Regions from separate parts of the Mus musculus genome. Here region 1 is linked to region 2. The links are chromatin loops, found by intact Hi-C in ENCODE. Cell type or tissue: gastrocnemius. All regions are shown on one strand.

What was found. Hi-C counts contacts between places; a loop is a spot of excess contacts. Peaks named below come from ENCODE experiments on the same cell type or tissue, not always from the same donor. Only the 100,000 strongest peaks of a DNase experiment are listed, where the experiment ranks them.
Region 1: it touches region 2 in a loop (2.2-fold over the local background); 13 of 42 quality-filtered maps call a loop at or near these places.

What each region holds. Positions count from the first base shown.
Region 1 is chr4:124,120,800-124,128,799 of GRCm38, reverse strand. No RefSeq gene overlaps it. Among named protein-coding and RNA genes, the nearest start is that of Gm40241, 71 kb to the right of the region's middle. In gastrocnemius, no CTCF peak of the experiment used is centred here; no DNase peak of the experiment used is centred here.
Region 2 is chr4:123,957,789-123,965,788 of GRCm38, reverse strand. No RefSeq gene overlaps it. Among named protein-coding and RNA genes, the nearest start is that of Rragc, 44 kb to the right of the region's middle. In gastrocnemius, no CTCF peak of the experiment used is centred here; a DNase peak (open chromatin) is centred at 4,618.

The sequences.
Region 1 (8,000 bases), 160 kb before region 2:
CCCGTTACTTCTATCTCGTGACTTCAGCTGGAATGATGACAAGAAGCTATCTCAAGAACATGGTTGCCATCTCAAAGTTGGTCCCTCCCTGATCCCATGATTCCACCACGAGAATTTTGCTCTCAGTAAGCACAAGACATCAGTGTCTGTACCCGTTAAAAGCAGGTTAAACCGAGACACTACGGACACACTGGAATGGTAGAAATGCAGGACCACTGGAAGCAGCCTTCCCATGCTACTCAGGGGAGTGCAAAAACGATGCTTCGTTAGGAGAGCAATTGGTACAGTGTTGAGCCTTTTACCCAAGAAAAATAAAACTGCACCTTCATAAACATGTGTAACAGGTGCTTGTAGCAGACTTTTTGGAAAACTAGTAAGTAAAGTGTTGGGTTGTCATCCAGCGGCAGCACTGGCTTGGCATTTGCCAGCCCAGCATGGCACAAACAAACAAACAAACAAACTACACAAAATAAGCTAGCTGGAAAACGACCCCAGTATGCACCCAGGGGTGAATAAACACACTGTGTAAATGTAGAGAAAAGGGACCAGGGAAAGAACACTTGGCCCCTGACTTGACCCCAAGCCAGAGATCAGGACCAAGGGAAAAATACATTACCCTTAGCTTGACCTGGAATCCCTGAGACTTGGAAATCTCCACCTCTATGACTCAGCATTAATGGCCAGGCAACACACTTTCCACTAGCTCACTAAATGTGCTCCAAAAAACTATAAAAGGCCACCCCTCCACCCAACCCTCTACTGTCTCTGTTCCAGGTCAGAGGCAGTCACCGTTCTGTTCCTCTCCCTAATAAATCTCGTTTGTGAGGTTTGTTGCATTGTGTGACTTTGGCTTCTGATGCCCTGTCAAGATGCCCTTGCATTGGGTAAACCCTTCTGGTAAATCTATATGCCAGGCTACCACTTGACATGAAAAGGGAGTGCATGAGACCTAAGAGCCAGAGGGCCTGAGCCGGATCTGAGCCAATGGTCTCCTCCCTGAGAGCTAACTTTCATAGAACCAATAGTTCTACCCAACTGTAATGCTTATGGACCACAATGGCAACCACATTGGCATGGTGACCCTGAGGGTGCAGCGCCTTGTCATACCTTGTCAGTGACCAACAGCTCTCTAATTGGACTTAAGACTCGCTCAACAAGAAGGAAATCATGCCTTGTAGTAGAAACCCAGCTAGTGAGGTCATGGGACTTAAAGGAGACCCTGCCACCATCGCTTTAGTAAAGCAGCATCATTCCCAGCTGTATTCTACATGTACACACAGATAAGGGTGACTCTCACTCTTCATCAAAGATACTTCCCTTTGCAATCTATAGAGACCATTACAGAAAAGCAAAAAAAAAAAAAAAAGAGGTCAAAAGATGCAAAGCAAGTGATGGTGAGATGCCCAGCCCCTGCTGATACATCTACAACACAGCTCCTGCACCTAAGGCTCAGAGAACATCTTTAAAAAGGAGATTATATACATAGAGTGACACTAAATGAATATGTGTATATGCTTATATATATATATATATATATAGACATGAAAAGGGATAGTTTGCTAAATGTTCCCCATCTCACTAATGCTGACTTAAACCAAAGGCAGGCAGATCTCTCTGAGTTCAAGGCCAACTTGGTCAACATACTGAGTTCAAGGACATCCAGGACTATGTGGAGAGACCTTATCCCAGAAAACAAAACAAAACAACAACATCAGCAAAGCATGACTCCTGGCACATGCGACTCTGCGACTCTGTGACTCTGACTCGGGTCCTGGGATGTGGAGATACGGTAGAAGGAGACTTACTGGAAGTGGGGACTGGAGACAGTTGGAAGGTTCTTGTGAGTATTCTCCAGTTTAATCACCCAGACATCACTCCATGGATTTCCATCAGAACCTACCTCCAGCACCTAAATATTTTTGCCAGGTTGAAGTTCTGTTATTTTCTCATTTAAGAGCACGTTTTAAGAATGGGGAAATGGCTGTTAGTAAACTATTTGCTAAGTTCAGTCCATGTAAACAAAGCCAAGCATGGTGGTATAAACTTAGAATCCTAGTATGGGGGCAGAGACAGTCTAATCCCTGGGGCTCACTGGGCAGCCTGGTGCACGGACTCCTGCATGGGCGAGCACACACACACACACACACACACACACACACACACACACACACACACACACACACAAGCACGCATGCCCACATGTGCGCACACACACGCACAGAGGACCATGTCTAATTTTGAAGAGGAAAAACTACCTCCAAATCCTTGAATGTCTTCAGTCAGTCATCTGACACCACCCATATGCGGCTCTACCTTGAAATCCAGCCCTAAGCAGCCGGTCTTTAATGGGTTCAGCATTTAGTGAGTTAGGAATGGATTATGTGCGAAATGCATTAACCTCTCACATGACTGTAAAAATTGCCTTAATAAAATAGAGCTAAATCCTACTTAATAGCAATAAAAGAGAAGCCACTCTGTTCCAGGGACGTGGGTGACCCCGTGAGTCATTCCTTATGATTTTAGAGGGTTGAGCATTTGGAATTTGTCTCCCCTTTTATGAAACTTTTAAGCTTCGATAACTGTTAGAAAAAAATCACAAGAGTTAAAGTAAGTTTCCTGCTAGCAGATAACCAGAGAGCCAAGAGATGTCCATCATCTTCTGAAAGGTCCGTCATCCTGAGACCCGCTTTTGAGGTCAGAAGTGCAAACGACGGAAAGGAAGGCACTGATTAGAATAACTAATATTTGCCCAGAACTTTCCTACTTAAAAGCTCCCTTTTCACCTTGATCAATGGATTCATCTCCCACAGCAGACTTAGGAAATAGGTACGCGAAGCTTCACTTTATAGATAAAGAGGCAGAGACACAGACAGGCAAAGGCATTTGTCCAGGTCTCGAGGCTAACAGGATGAAGCACTAATAACTCAGATGCAGGTGCTCTGGGTTCAAATCCCACACCCTCTCCAAGCGCTTTTGTATTTGTCTTGAACAACATCCACCTGCTTATGAAATGGAGAAAACGGAGGCTGGGGCTCAATGACTGGAAATCTATGTGCTTTGGTCTTGTTCCTTCCCCCAGCAACCCCAAGTTCACCACAGCACAGCATCCGTCTCATGCTGTGGCTCTTGTATGGTCTGAACGTGTCCTGCAAGGTTCAAGGGCTTGAAGCTCAGTCTTCAGTGGGGCTCAGAGGGGGACGATGGGAGAGCTGCCCTGGGAGTCACTTGATGTTGGTCTTACTGAGTGAATGAACTATTCTAAAGAATGTATTAGCCAGGGTTCTCTAAAGGCAGACCTTATGGAATGTCTCTTGATATAGTAAGGGAAATTATTGGGATAGCTTACAGTCTCCAGTCCAACTAACCCACCGATGGGCAGCTGTGGATGGGAAGTTCAAGAATCTAGTAGTCGCTCAGTCCCACGAGGCTGAGTGTTTCAGCTGGTCTTCTGTATAAGCTGGAATCCTGAAGAAGAAATAGTTTCCAGCAGATGTGCTGGCAAGTAAGTACAAGCAGGCAAAGAAGAAGGAAGTCTTCCTTCTTCTATTGTTCTTATGTAGGCCTCCAGTAGAAGGTGTGGCCCAGATTAAAGGTGTATACCACCACACCTGGACCTAAACTGTTCTTGGAACTTGCACTGTCCTAGGCTGACCTTGAACTCAAAGCTCTACTTGCCTCTCTCTCCTGGGATTAAAGGCATGTATCACCTTGCCTGGGCCTAAGTTTTTTATAGCCAGTGTGCTTCAAGATCCAGATCAGAAGTCTGTTTCTTACAGCCTCAAGATCTGGACCACAGGTGTGCCCTCCATTTCTGGATTGTAGTTCATTCCAGATAGAGTCAAGCTGACAGTTGAGTATAGCCATCACAACCCCTGACACTTGAATTCCTCTCCGGCTTTATGTCTTGAAGTGTGATCTCACTGTCTCTCACACCCACCCACCATGACGATGCTCACCCTGATGTGACAGTCAAGGGGACCCTCGACAGATGCTGGGCCAATAGACATGCCTGGACTTTCAACCTCCAAAATGATGAGCTGAATAAAGCTCTTCTCTTTGTAAATTCTTCAGAGTTGGGTATTTAGTTATAGCAATTGGAAAACAGATACATGCAATAATAGTAAGAATAGTGACATAAAATTATCATTGTAATAGTAGTAATAGTCATATATAACAGCAGTGATGGCAGAAAATACAACTGCTATCATTACGAAGCACTGGGCAGGTGCTATCGCTATGCATATTTTAAATCCTTTAATCCTAATTTCTTGAGGAGGTGTTATTAGGAATAAGGAGGAAACTGAGGAGCATAGGAATTAAGAAACATGTGTGGTTCGTTAACCACAGAGCTAACCACTTCTGGTCCTTCCATCGTCCACCTACTTTGCAAAGGGACCTTGGAAAATCCCCATAAAGAAGCAGAGACACTGGCCAGGCTGTAGTGGCGCACGCCTGTAATCCCAGCACTTGGGAGGCAGAGGCAGGTGGATTTCAGAGTTCGAAGCCAGCCTGGTCTACAAAGTGAGTTACAGGACAGTCAGGACTGCACAGAGAAACCCTGTCTCGAAAAACAAACAAACAAACAGACAAACAAACAAAACAAACGAAGAAGAAGAAGAGGCAGAGGAAGAGGAAAAGAAAAAAAGAAAAAGAAAAAGAAAAAGAAAAAGAAAAAGAAAAAGAGACACTTTTATGCCACTTGAATTCAGTCTTGACTCACTGTGGCCAACAGGATCCCGCAAAAGTGACATGCACTTGTTCTGGGCACATGTGCTTCTACCAACCCTCAGGAGGCTGATCCAACTATTTAAGAGACTTGAGACTGCTTCTCCACAATGGGAATCATGAACAGGATGGCTGGAGTGTGGGAGACACTTTAGCCCAGTGGTTCTCCATCTTCCTAATGCTGCAGCCCTCTAATAAATTAAATTAATACTAATAAAATTAATAATAATAATATAAAATTAACAGTAATAATAACAATTATGTTGCACATTATATTATATTAGATAATTTTTTGAGACAGGGTTTCTCTATGTAGCCCTGGCTGTCCTGGAACTCACTCTGTGGATCAGGTTGGCCTCATATAAATATGCCTGCCTCTGCCTCCAAAGTACTAAGATTAAAGGCATGCACCAATATTGCCTGGCCATAAAATTATTTTAGTTGCTATTTCATAACTGTAATTTTGCTACTGTTATGAATCATAATGTAAATATCAGATATACAGGATATCTGATATGTGACCCCTGTGAAAGGGTCATTGGAACCTTAAACAGGTTGTTGTGACCCACAGGTTGAGAACCATTGCTATAGGGCATCTGTTCCCTGTGGAAACTAGCCCAGGCTTGCCTGCTGGACAGTAAGAGGCAGCATTGAACAAAGAAAGCATTTTGTCCCAGTTCAGGTAGGCCGGCCACTTGCAGCTGACTCATTAGGTAGCCACAGGCACACAGACATGTAAATGGATCCAACTAAGATCAGATGCTCAGTGTCTGTCAACAGAACCTTTCAGCCACCTGCAGGGTAATGAAAAACTTGAAGCTGTCACTAAGTGAACTGCTAGATTTGGAAGTAGCACAATCATTAGTTTTCTGTGTCAACTTGACTGGGCAAAGAGATGCCCAGAGATCTGGTAAAATGCTGTTTCTGGTCATCTCTGAGGCTGTTCTCAGATAGTATCTGCATCAGTGGATGGAGTAAAGATGACTGTCTCCCCTAGTGCGAGAAGGCATTGTTCCATTCAATATGGTGAGGGATTATGTTGAAAGGCACATTCAATCTTTTGTGTTTTGTTTGTTTGCTTTGTTTTTATTTGAGGGTTTAAAGAGCAAACCCCAGGGCTTCATGTGTGCTAGGTAAGGGCTCTACACTCTCATCTCTGCTTGCGCTTCCTGAGCCTGGTGCCTTCTGCCTTCAGACACCATGGTGTTTGTTTTGGCCTCTTCAGACTCAAAGTTATATCCTAGTGATCCCCTGTCTCGCAAACCTTCAGACTGGGACTGAAATGTTCCCTCAATTTTCCTGCTTGCTGGTGGCAATATGGTGGCACTTCGTCACACAAGCTAAGTCTACAATAAATCTCCTTATATTTCGATGTATAGTCTATTGGTTGACATGTCTTATAACACAGCAGTCGCTAACTAGTACAAATTAAAATGATGATTAGAGGCTGAGCCTAACAGGATCCAAGCTTGGACTCTTTCTTGTATCGTAACCTCTAAACACCAGCCAACAGGGTTGAGAGAATTGTCACCCCAAGGGTCAAGAATATCTTGTGCATTGAGAATTAGGGTACTATCTGTTTGAGTGTCAAAGAGAAAGGCATTGATGGCTCATGAGCTGCTAGGTCTGCATGACCTCGACAAGGCACTCCTCTCTCTAGGAGTCTGTGCTCTTGGCCATATGGCTAGGATGATCTGCTCGGCACTAAGGTTTACAGTAGCTGCTTCATTAAGCGATGTGCTATATGCCATGAACGTACACATCTTGCTACTGTGCTGGCTTTGAAGATGGAGGGAGAGGCCATAAAACCAAGGAAGATAAGCAACCTCTAGAAGAGGGAAGATAGCGACAGATTCTCCCTCACAAACTCCACAGTGAACTCAACCCTGCCAACACCTTTATTCTAGACAATTTAGACCCATTTTAGACGTCTGACCTGCAGATGGAAGGGAATAAATATGTATATTGTGTTAATTTAGGGTGGTTCGTTATATCCCACAAGATCTAAATGTACTTCCTGGCTCAGCAGATGGCACTTACAGCGTTTCCGGCACACCAAGATGACCCACTGCTGCTGGTTTTAAGCCTCAGGTGGCTCCTAAAGGTCCCTTGGGATGTTCAGTCGTTGGTCCTATGACTTCTTACAGACTAGGAAGGGGATGTCATGGGATAGCTCTGGCTAATCACTAGGTCCCATTCCCTCTCACCCTCTAGTGGCTGTGCTGAGCTGCAGAGTAGCCAAGGAAGGCCAAGAGCCAAGGGCTCTGGGTAGGACAAGACTGAGGAGGTGGCTCAAAGGATAAAGCACTTACTACATAGGCCTGAAGACCAGAATTATGGTCCCCGGTACCCTCATAAAACCAGATGTGGTTATGAACATCTGTACTTCTAGCAAATCTATGGCAAGATGGTAGACGAAGACAGGCAAATTCTAGCAGCTTGTGGGCCAGCTAGCCTGGCATATACAATGGCCAGCAGGAAGAGACTCGGCCTCATGCAAAGAAGATGGAAGGACTGACACCAAGGTTATTCTCTGACCTCTACCCAACTGCATGCTATATGCATGCCCATACTCACACATGAACATGCATGCACACACACTCATGCATACATGCACATATACACATGCACACATGTACACATGCATACATGCATACATGCATGCCCATACTCACACTCGAACATGCATGCACAGACACTCATGCATACATGCACACATACACACATGCACACATGTACACATGCATACATGCATACACGCATGACCATGCTCACACGTGCACATGCATGCATACACAGAAGAATGGCTTCACCTTTTCCTCAAGCCACACCAGTACTTTCAAGTATTTAACCGTGATTCATCTTTCATCGGCATGAAAAACAAGGTGCACACCACCTGATGTGTTTGTGTGGGTGCAGGGTTTGGCTGTAGAACAGAACCAAACCTTCAACTGACACTGTTTAGCAATTGTGATGCAATCTGATTATTAATTATTGTGAAATGGCTTTGTCATCCCCACTCCGCTCCCCCAACCTGTAATGGGGTTGGTTTGAGTGGGAGAACATGACAGGACAGTTGCGGTGATGAGACCTCAGGTGGCCGTGAGCACAGGGAGAAACAGATTTCTCAGGAGGCAGCTCCAGTGAGACAGCTAGTTTAATTAGGGGGGACAAAGGCTTTTTAAACCTTTGGGGGTGAATAGGGGATATATGATGAGTGTACACCATTGGCCAGGGTGCTGGGGATGCCTCATTTGCATAAGGGGGAATTCCAG
Region 2 (8,000 bases):
AAGGGATCTGTCTCACATCCTTTGTAGCGATGGTCCCCACCAGTCTGTTCCATTGGCATGAGTTGATTCACTGGCCTTCTCGGTCCTCTCTTGCCTCCCTGTCTAGACCTCTGCTGCTGATGTTCCTGCCATGGGCTCCTCTCTGCTCCTGCCCAGCATCACTGCCTCCAACACCCACCTGGTCCTGCACGTGCACAGCACAATGTCTTTGGATCTCACAAGCATCACATCCCCTTCCTTGTTTTTACATAGGTTATATCCATGCATGAAGCACAGTATGTGGTCTGGATTGAGGTTTCATGGTTTATGCAGGGCTGACGACCAAACCAGGGCTTTGTGTCCCTAAGCTACCTAAGAATGCTACCTAAGCACTCTGTCAACTGAGCTAGAGCCCAGACCTATTTTCTCTCATTCTCCTTTTCTCTCTCCTCCTCTCTCCTTCCCTCCCTCTCTTCTCCCCTCTGTCCCTCCCCTCCGCTACCCGTCCTCCTCCATTCCTTCCTTATTTTCTCTCTTTCTTTGAGATGGAGTCTCCTTCTGTTGCCCAGGCTGTTCTGCCATTCCTGTGTTCAAGCAATCCTCCTGCCTCAACTTCTCCATTTCCTGAGACTATAGACTCGTGCAACTAATTGTTCTGTAGCTCTTTTCTTCCAGTTGAAGCATTCCCTCCTAGAAAGAGGAGAAAGGCTCGTGAGAAGCTCACAGAAACAAGAATCAGAAAGCACAGAGTTACAAGACTCATGTCTTCCCTATAGAAGCAATAGACAGTTGCTGGGGGAGAGGAGACTTGCCTCTGCAGGCTGGAGAGGGGGCTGTGGGGATGCAGTGTGGGGTTCTCCCCCATGCTGGGGTAGGCTTTGAGTCACCCAGTTCCTGTAAGTAAGCCAGTTGAGGTTTTGTCTTTTACTGTCTATTGTAATGCTAAGTACGACCCCCAAGATCTGGGGTCTGCGCACAGCCTCAAGTGACCCTGCCCCCAAGTTATTCTGACTGGTAAATAAAGATGCCAAAAGCCGGGGCATGGTGGCGCACGACTTTAATCCCAGCACTTGGGAGGCAGAGGCAGGCGGATTTCTGAGTTCGAGGCCAACCTGGTCTACTGAGTGAGTTCTAGGACAGCCAGGGCTACACAGAGAAACCCTGTCTCGAAAAAAAAAAAAAAAAAAAAAAAAAAGATGCCAACAGCCAATAGCTGGGCCGAAGAGACATAGGCGGCGTTTAAGTTTCCAGGGCTTAGGGTTGGAGAAAACCACGAGGAGAAGAAGAAGAAGGCTGGAGAAGTGGAAGAAGCAGCTAGTCATGGGTTACGTGAGCCATAAGAAGATGGTCCTGAGGGCTGCCCAATGGGAGTTAAGAGCAGCCCAGAAGAAACAGAGTAAGTAAAACTCGAAGTTAGCAATAGAGAAGCAGATTCTAATAGCATGGAGGGTAGGTCTAGGTCCAACTCTGTGCTGTTCGAGGCTTATTCTAAATATAAAGGCTGTGTGTGTCTTTTATCCAGGAACTAAAGGGTCAAAGGTGGTTAAAAAAAAAAAAACCGGGTAGAGATTAAAAACGTATACAGCATAATGCAAATAAATGTGTTGGTTTACAAGCTAGTCCTAGATAGAACTGATTCTTTGACTACCTGTGCCCTGTCTCTGGTACACAGACACTTGCTCACATCTGTCCAGGAAAAGTCACACAGTCGATTCGTGGCCAGTATTTGTCACTCTGAGACTGGTTTATTTTCCTTAGCATAGTGCTCAGAGATGAAAGAAGGACCAGGGGTTCAAGGTCATCCTTGGCTGCACAGTGAGCGCCAGGCCAGCCTGGGCTACATGGAACACTTCCAAAAAGAGAAAGTGGCCAGGTGCATGCCTTTAGAAATCTATAGGCAGAGGCAGGCAGTTCTCTGTGAGTTTGAGGCCAGCCTGGTCTATAAAGTGAGTGTAAAGCTGCATAGTGAGACTCTGTGTTGAAAGAAGGAAGAAAGGAAGGGAGGGAGGGGAAAAGGAAAAGAAAGAAAGAGACGAGAAATAGTGTACAAGTTTTCATCTATATGGAACTTACTACAATAATTAATGTCACAGACAGGGAGGAGAAAACGTCCCGGCTGCTATTAACTGTGCAGAGGAGCTCCAGATCCTGGAGAGGGAGGGTGAAAATTAAAATTTGGGGGCTGATGGTGATGCATGTCTTTAACTCTAGCACTCAGAAGGCAGAGGCAGACAGATCTCAGAGTTCGAGGCCAGCCTGGTCTGCAAAGCAAGTTCTAAGACAGCCAGGGCTACATAAGGAAACCTCGTCTCAAAAGAAAAAAGAAATTAAAACTAAAACAAGTCACAAGCACTAAATACATACATACATATATACATGCTAATTAATTAATTTAATTAATCAATTCATTAAAAGATGGGCATGGTACTGCATATCTGCAATGCCAATACCAGGAAGACAGAGTCAGGAAGATTCTGAGTTTGAGGCCGACCTGGGCTACATAGTGAGAGTCTGCCTCCAAAAAAAACCAATGTTTTTAAATTCAATTAAAAGAGTCATTTTGGGCTGAAACTCTCAAGGGTCTTTGCAGGAACAGAAGCAGCTGAAAAGATCTGCTTAAAGTTTAAAATGTTTGGATATAAATATTTTTAGCGTCTGCAAGCCACCCATATGTACACGCGCTCCGCAGCTCCCCTTTCGCCTCCTCGCTGCTCTGGAGGGTGACGTGAGTCTCATCCACACAGGAAGGATCTAAACGACCTGATGATTACAGGATAATATTCATACGATGAGGTTAAAAGCACTGGCTGCAAAGTTCTTTCATAAGCCACAAGAGGGGAAAATAATTTATGAGAACACGAACAATTAGCACTTTGTAAAAAAGAAATAATGCGCTTCACTTGATCCCTATATTTAACATCAATTAAAGATTATCCTCATGAATGAAACCCGACCTGGAAATTAACAAGGGATTTAAATTGCATTATGCAAGCAAGAGAGAGGAGCCTGAACATTGGTTCAGGGTTTCCAAGATCCACAAATTCATCTGAGCAGGGTAGCCTGGCCATTCCTTCCCGTTTCTCTGAGATTCAGGAAGCTGCCGATGCGCCACATGGGCGCCTCAATCTTTGCTTCAGCAAAACCAAAGAAAGGGGGAAGCGTGATAAAAAAAAAAAGAAAGAAAAAGAAAAAAAAATCCCCGCATAGCTGCAAACACAAGGTTGGCACCCTTCATTTTTAAAAATAACTTCTGGGTCATTTTTTTTTAAACTGATAAAACTGACCCGGAGAGTCCCTGAAAAGGGATGTCTGTAATGCTCCAGGACTAGACCATCTCCTCAAGTGAGCCCAGAGGGCAAGAACCAGCTGAGAAATTATGTTCCGAGTCAACTGGTTCCAAGGCACTGAATTTTTCTCTCCAACAAAACGAGAAGCTCAAAAGAGATAAAATGAGCTGGATGCGGTGGTTCACAGCTGCAATCCCAGCACGTAGGCGACTGAAGCCGGAGGAGTATTTCAAATTCAAAGCTATCCTGTGCCTCATAGTTTGAGGCTAGCCTAGGCTACATAGCCAGACACCTCCATCTCTAGGAGGTGGGGACAAGGGAGTAAAACAACTATCAGAAAACAAGCGTGGGCTCTAGATACTTTTTAAATTTAAATTTTTATTTTTTATTTGTACATACGTGTGTGTGCCCACAGAGGACAGAAGAGGGCGTCAGAGGGCCTGGATCCGAAATTTCAGGAGGTTGTGAGCTGCCAGATGTGAGCTTTGGGATCCCAGCTTGATTGCTCTAAACCACGGACTCCTTTCTCCAGCTACTTTGTGTCCTCAGCAACCTGCTCACTGGATCAGGATAGTTGTCCCTAGGTCTGGATCTTGACCTAGGTTCGGAGGTTTCTGAGGCTCACTTGTGTTTATGGAGGCAGAGAAAGCCGCAGAGAGGGCATGCTCAGAGCCCCAGGCGCTCCAGAGCCTGTATCCAGAATGGAGAGGGAGCTCTGACTTTGCTGTCTTCTGACACAAGCACCCTGCGGCTTCTGGGGGTGGCTGGAAAAGGACACGTCAGGAACACGACTCTGATGCTGATTGCTAAGAATTGTCGCACAGGGAGAAGCAGAGTGATTCTTGCCATCTTTTAGACCCCCTGGAAGAAAAGGGTCTTGTTCGCAGCATGGAAGGTGTGCCCTGAGAAACTGACTGTGGCTTGTGTCGTCCCCCCCCCCCGCCCCCCGTACTGCGGACCTTACTACATGCAAGTGATAAGGTTATTGTTCCCAGTGCTGGATCTGGGGACAACTTAGCCCCTTTCAGAGGGGTGGGAGGCCTATCTCTTGCCCTCCCGCTTGCTGTGTGGATTGGTTTCGTCATTGTTATCTTGGGAAAAGAGAAAGCAGATGTTAACCATTACCCCTTGAGAATTCACCTTGCTAGGCTGTAAAATTCTGCATTATTAACATTCCAAAATTCTTCCATTCTCTGTGCACATCTTAGATGGGGGTGTGCTCGTGTGTGTGAATATTTGAGAATTCAAAACTGTGGAGAGGATAGAGGTGGCAGAAGTTTATTAAATTGGCCCAGGGCGGTTTTGAAATTTGAAAGTTTCTCACACTCCATGGCTCTGGGCCAACTCCCAGCTGGCTCAGCTGAGCAGCCCACACAGGGCTCAGTCACCAAGGTGCGGTCCCTCTGTCCTCACAGAGATGAAAGGCTAGCATTTGAGGGTGCTAAGGGAGGAGGCCTTAAGATTTGTCCAGCTCCAGCTAGGTCACACTGAGAACAGTCGAGATAGCCTATGGGAGACACTCAGGTGACTTAGTGGTGAATGTGTGAAATCTTGAAGCATTGGTGATAGTTACACATAAGTCCTCCCAGGGTGAGGTGATAGCTCCCTCCAGAAGCCAGTGGTGGAACCTATCAGATCTGCCTGACCCACAGAGGAGTCGGAGGCTTACATTGTTGTTGTTGTTGTTGTTGTTGTTGTTGTTGCTGCTGCTGCAGTGGTGGTGGTTGTTGCTGTTATATTGTCATTCCCATTTTTCTCTGTTTGATGGGAGAAAGGAGGAAGCAAAACCAAATATTTATGAAACTCTTGCAAACACAGACACGTGCTTTTGCCCCAGGATGACAGCAGGTTCTGGTGGCCATAGAGCCAAGCGCTGATATCCAAAGCTTTGAAATCAGAGGACTTGGGCTAACTTCTGCCTCTGTGCCTTTTCAGCTGTATTACCTTAACAGTGCTAAGGAGCCAACCTGACCCTCAGTCTCCACCTCTGTGAAATGGGAACATCAGCAACACCTGTGCTATAGGGGCACTCTGAAGACAAATGAAGGGACATAAAACACAGTCTCTGGCATGTGTGAGGCGCCCAAGAAATGCAAGTAGAATGTTTTATTATCTTTTAATTATTTGTTTATTTGTTTCGCTTTATGTGTATGCATGTATGTATGTGTACCACATGTGCCTGTTGGGTGCCCTGGAGCTAGGATTATGGATGATTGTGAGCTACAAGACTGGGTGCTGGGAACTGAACCCTGATCCTCTGTTAGAACAACGCGGAGCCACGCTGCAAAACAAAATCCCTTTCCCAAAGGAGGCACTTCCTGCCCCAACTCCACGCCATAGTCCTCAGGCCCTGCCCCTAAGCTTTGATTTCAGAATTCCCAGCTATAAAAAAAATTCACTAAGGCCTGGAAAGATGGCTCAGTGGTTAAGAGCACTGACTGCTCTTCCAGAGGTCCTGAGTTCAAAAATCAGCAACCACATGGTGGCTCATAACCATCTGTAATGGGATCGTATGCCCTCTTCTGGTGTGTCTGAAGACAGCGACAGTGTACTCATATGCATAAAATAAATAAATCTTTTTTTTTAACTCACTAAGAATATTTCAGGGAGAAAAGAAAGACAAAATAGAATCCAATTCCTGCAATTAACTAATAAACTAGAACTAATGGAACTTTACAGTGTGCTCCCCTTAAGGGAAAAGCTGGTCCAGTGCTAACCTCCATCACTGTCTCCTCCCAGGGTGGCCTGTTTGTTCTCTATCCAGTGAAGCCTAAGAAACCCCAAGTGAGTCCTGGTGTCTCCTGAGCCTCCAGGAGTAGAGAACAAAAGACTCCTTGGCTTTGTGGTAAAGAACTCAAGAGCTGGAGCACCTCTGTAACCCCATCACTTGAGAGACTGAGGCAGAATTAACCCAAGTTCAAAGTCAGCCTAGACAGTGAAACTATGTCAAACAAAAACACTCAAGAAGAACCCATAGCCAGAGACAGAGAGGGGTAAAGACCAGCACAGGATCGGATAAAAGCCAAAGGGACGGTCTCACTACCTCAGATGACTAACTGACATAAATGGCCCTGAGCCACACACTCCCTGGCACTTAGGGCCAACGTTGTTTGCAGAATCCCCAGCTCAGGGTGTGGGAGGCTGAGAACCCATAGAGGGAGCTGTGTAGGCAGGTACTCCCCTGCCTGAGCAGACAGCCATCCATCACTTGGAGAGGCAGCAGTGGTAGGGATGGGAACTCTGTCATCCCCCTCCTGCATCTCGCCCCAGCAGGCTGGGGGAGAGCCTAGGCAGTGGTGCAGAGAAACAGAAGTGGAGCTACCCCGCCCCCTTTTCAGGATTGACACTGCAGACACAAGTTTCTCCATTTCCTTAACAGCCCCTGAAGTTGATAATAAGGACAGTTGCTTTAGATTCTTAAGTGATGTCAAAGGGGCCTCCTGGTGAGCAAGGAAGAAGATAGAGCTCTCTAGGGTCAGCACCCGTGCTGGGGCCCCTGGGAAGACTCTCTTCTATAACACCCAACCCTGTCTGCTGGGCGACTGTGGGACAGTGTGGAGTCATTACCAAATAAGCTGGTGGCAGGCCTGAGAGGTGCTGGATCCCCTTCACATTCTGCAGTGCACTGGGCAGGGCTAATGCTTTGGACCCCCCATCCTGGGGCTGCAGGCAGCGTGCTCTGAGCCACTGAGGCCTAAGCTGAGTTGACAGGCTCCATTAGAGAGCAGCTCTATCGTGGAAATTGTGATGTTAACCAAGGGCCATGTGGTGGATAGCAATTCCCACAGTTCCCTGTGCTGAGCAGCAGGCCAGACCGTTTTCCTTAGGGTGACTGAGAAGATCAGGGGACATTCCTAGTTCCATTTCCCGGCTGGCCTCCTCTAGCTTGACCTGTAGGGGGAAATGTGGCCTGGGGACCCTCCCCTACCCAAGGACACCCATGTTCCCAGACACCCAACTCTGCTCCTGAGGCCTAATGGTCCACACACCCTGGGATCAAAGCTTCAGGTGAGTAAACTCTTGAAGGACTTTGGGATTTAAAGTAGGGAAACCAGTGAGTGGGAGAGGCGACCTGAGTCCACGAGAGCTTGTGTACACAACATAAATAATAATGCAGATTTTTTAATTAAAAAATAATAAAGTGGAAAAGTCTTTCCAGTAGGTTCTGAAGTAGCAAGAGTTCTGGAAAATTCCAACCACTGTAGCAAAAGCAAGCTTTTTTTCCCTCTAGACCTGAACATCCCCACTTCCAGGGTTCAAGGACAAAGTCCAGGACCTGAATCACAATTCTGTTGTTGCCACCTAAGACAGCAGGTAGATGAAGCCAGGGCCAGGCTGAGTCCTACTTCTCTTAGAAGGGAAAAGTTGCCTCCTGCCAGAGAACTGGGCTGAAGAGGAAGCCAGGGGAACTATTTGGATCTTATCCAACCAGGAGGTGGATCTGGAACAGCAATGCCCTTGAAGTCAGAGACCGTAAGACTTTGAACCTAACAGAACGAGATCAATAAATTGAACTCATGAAGTCATGCACTCCAGGGACAGAACCAACTCCCTGGGTCCCACTCTCTCCCTCCTTAGGAGGATCATGGTTCCTACAACACCGAGTTCCCTGCATACACAGTCTGTTTCCGTTGTAGCTGGGCCCAGGACCCCAAGTCTCAGTGGCCTCAGAGATGCTCCAATCTCTGTCTATCCAAAGGTGTAGCTGTGGATTGGGCATTGTGGATCCTGTGA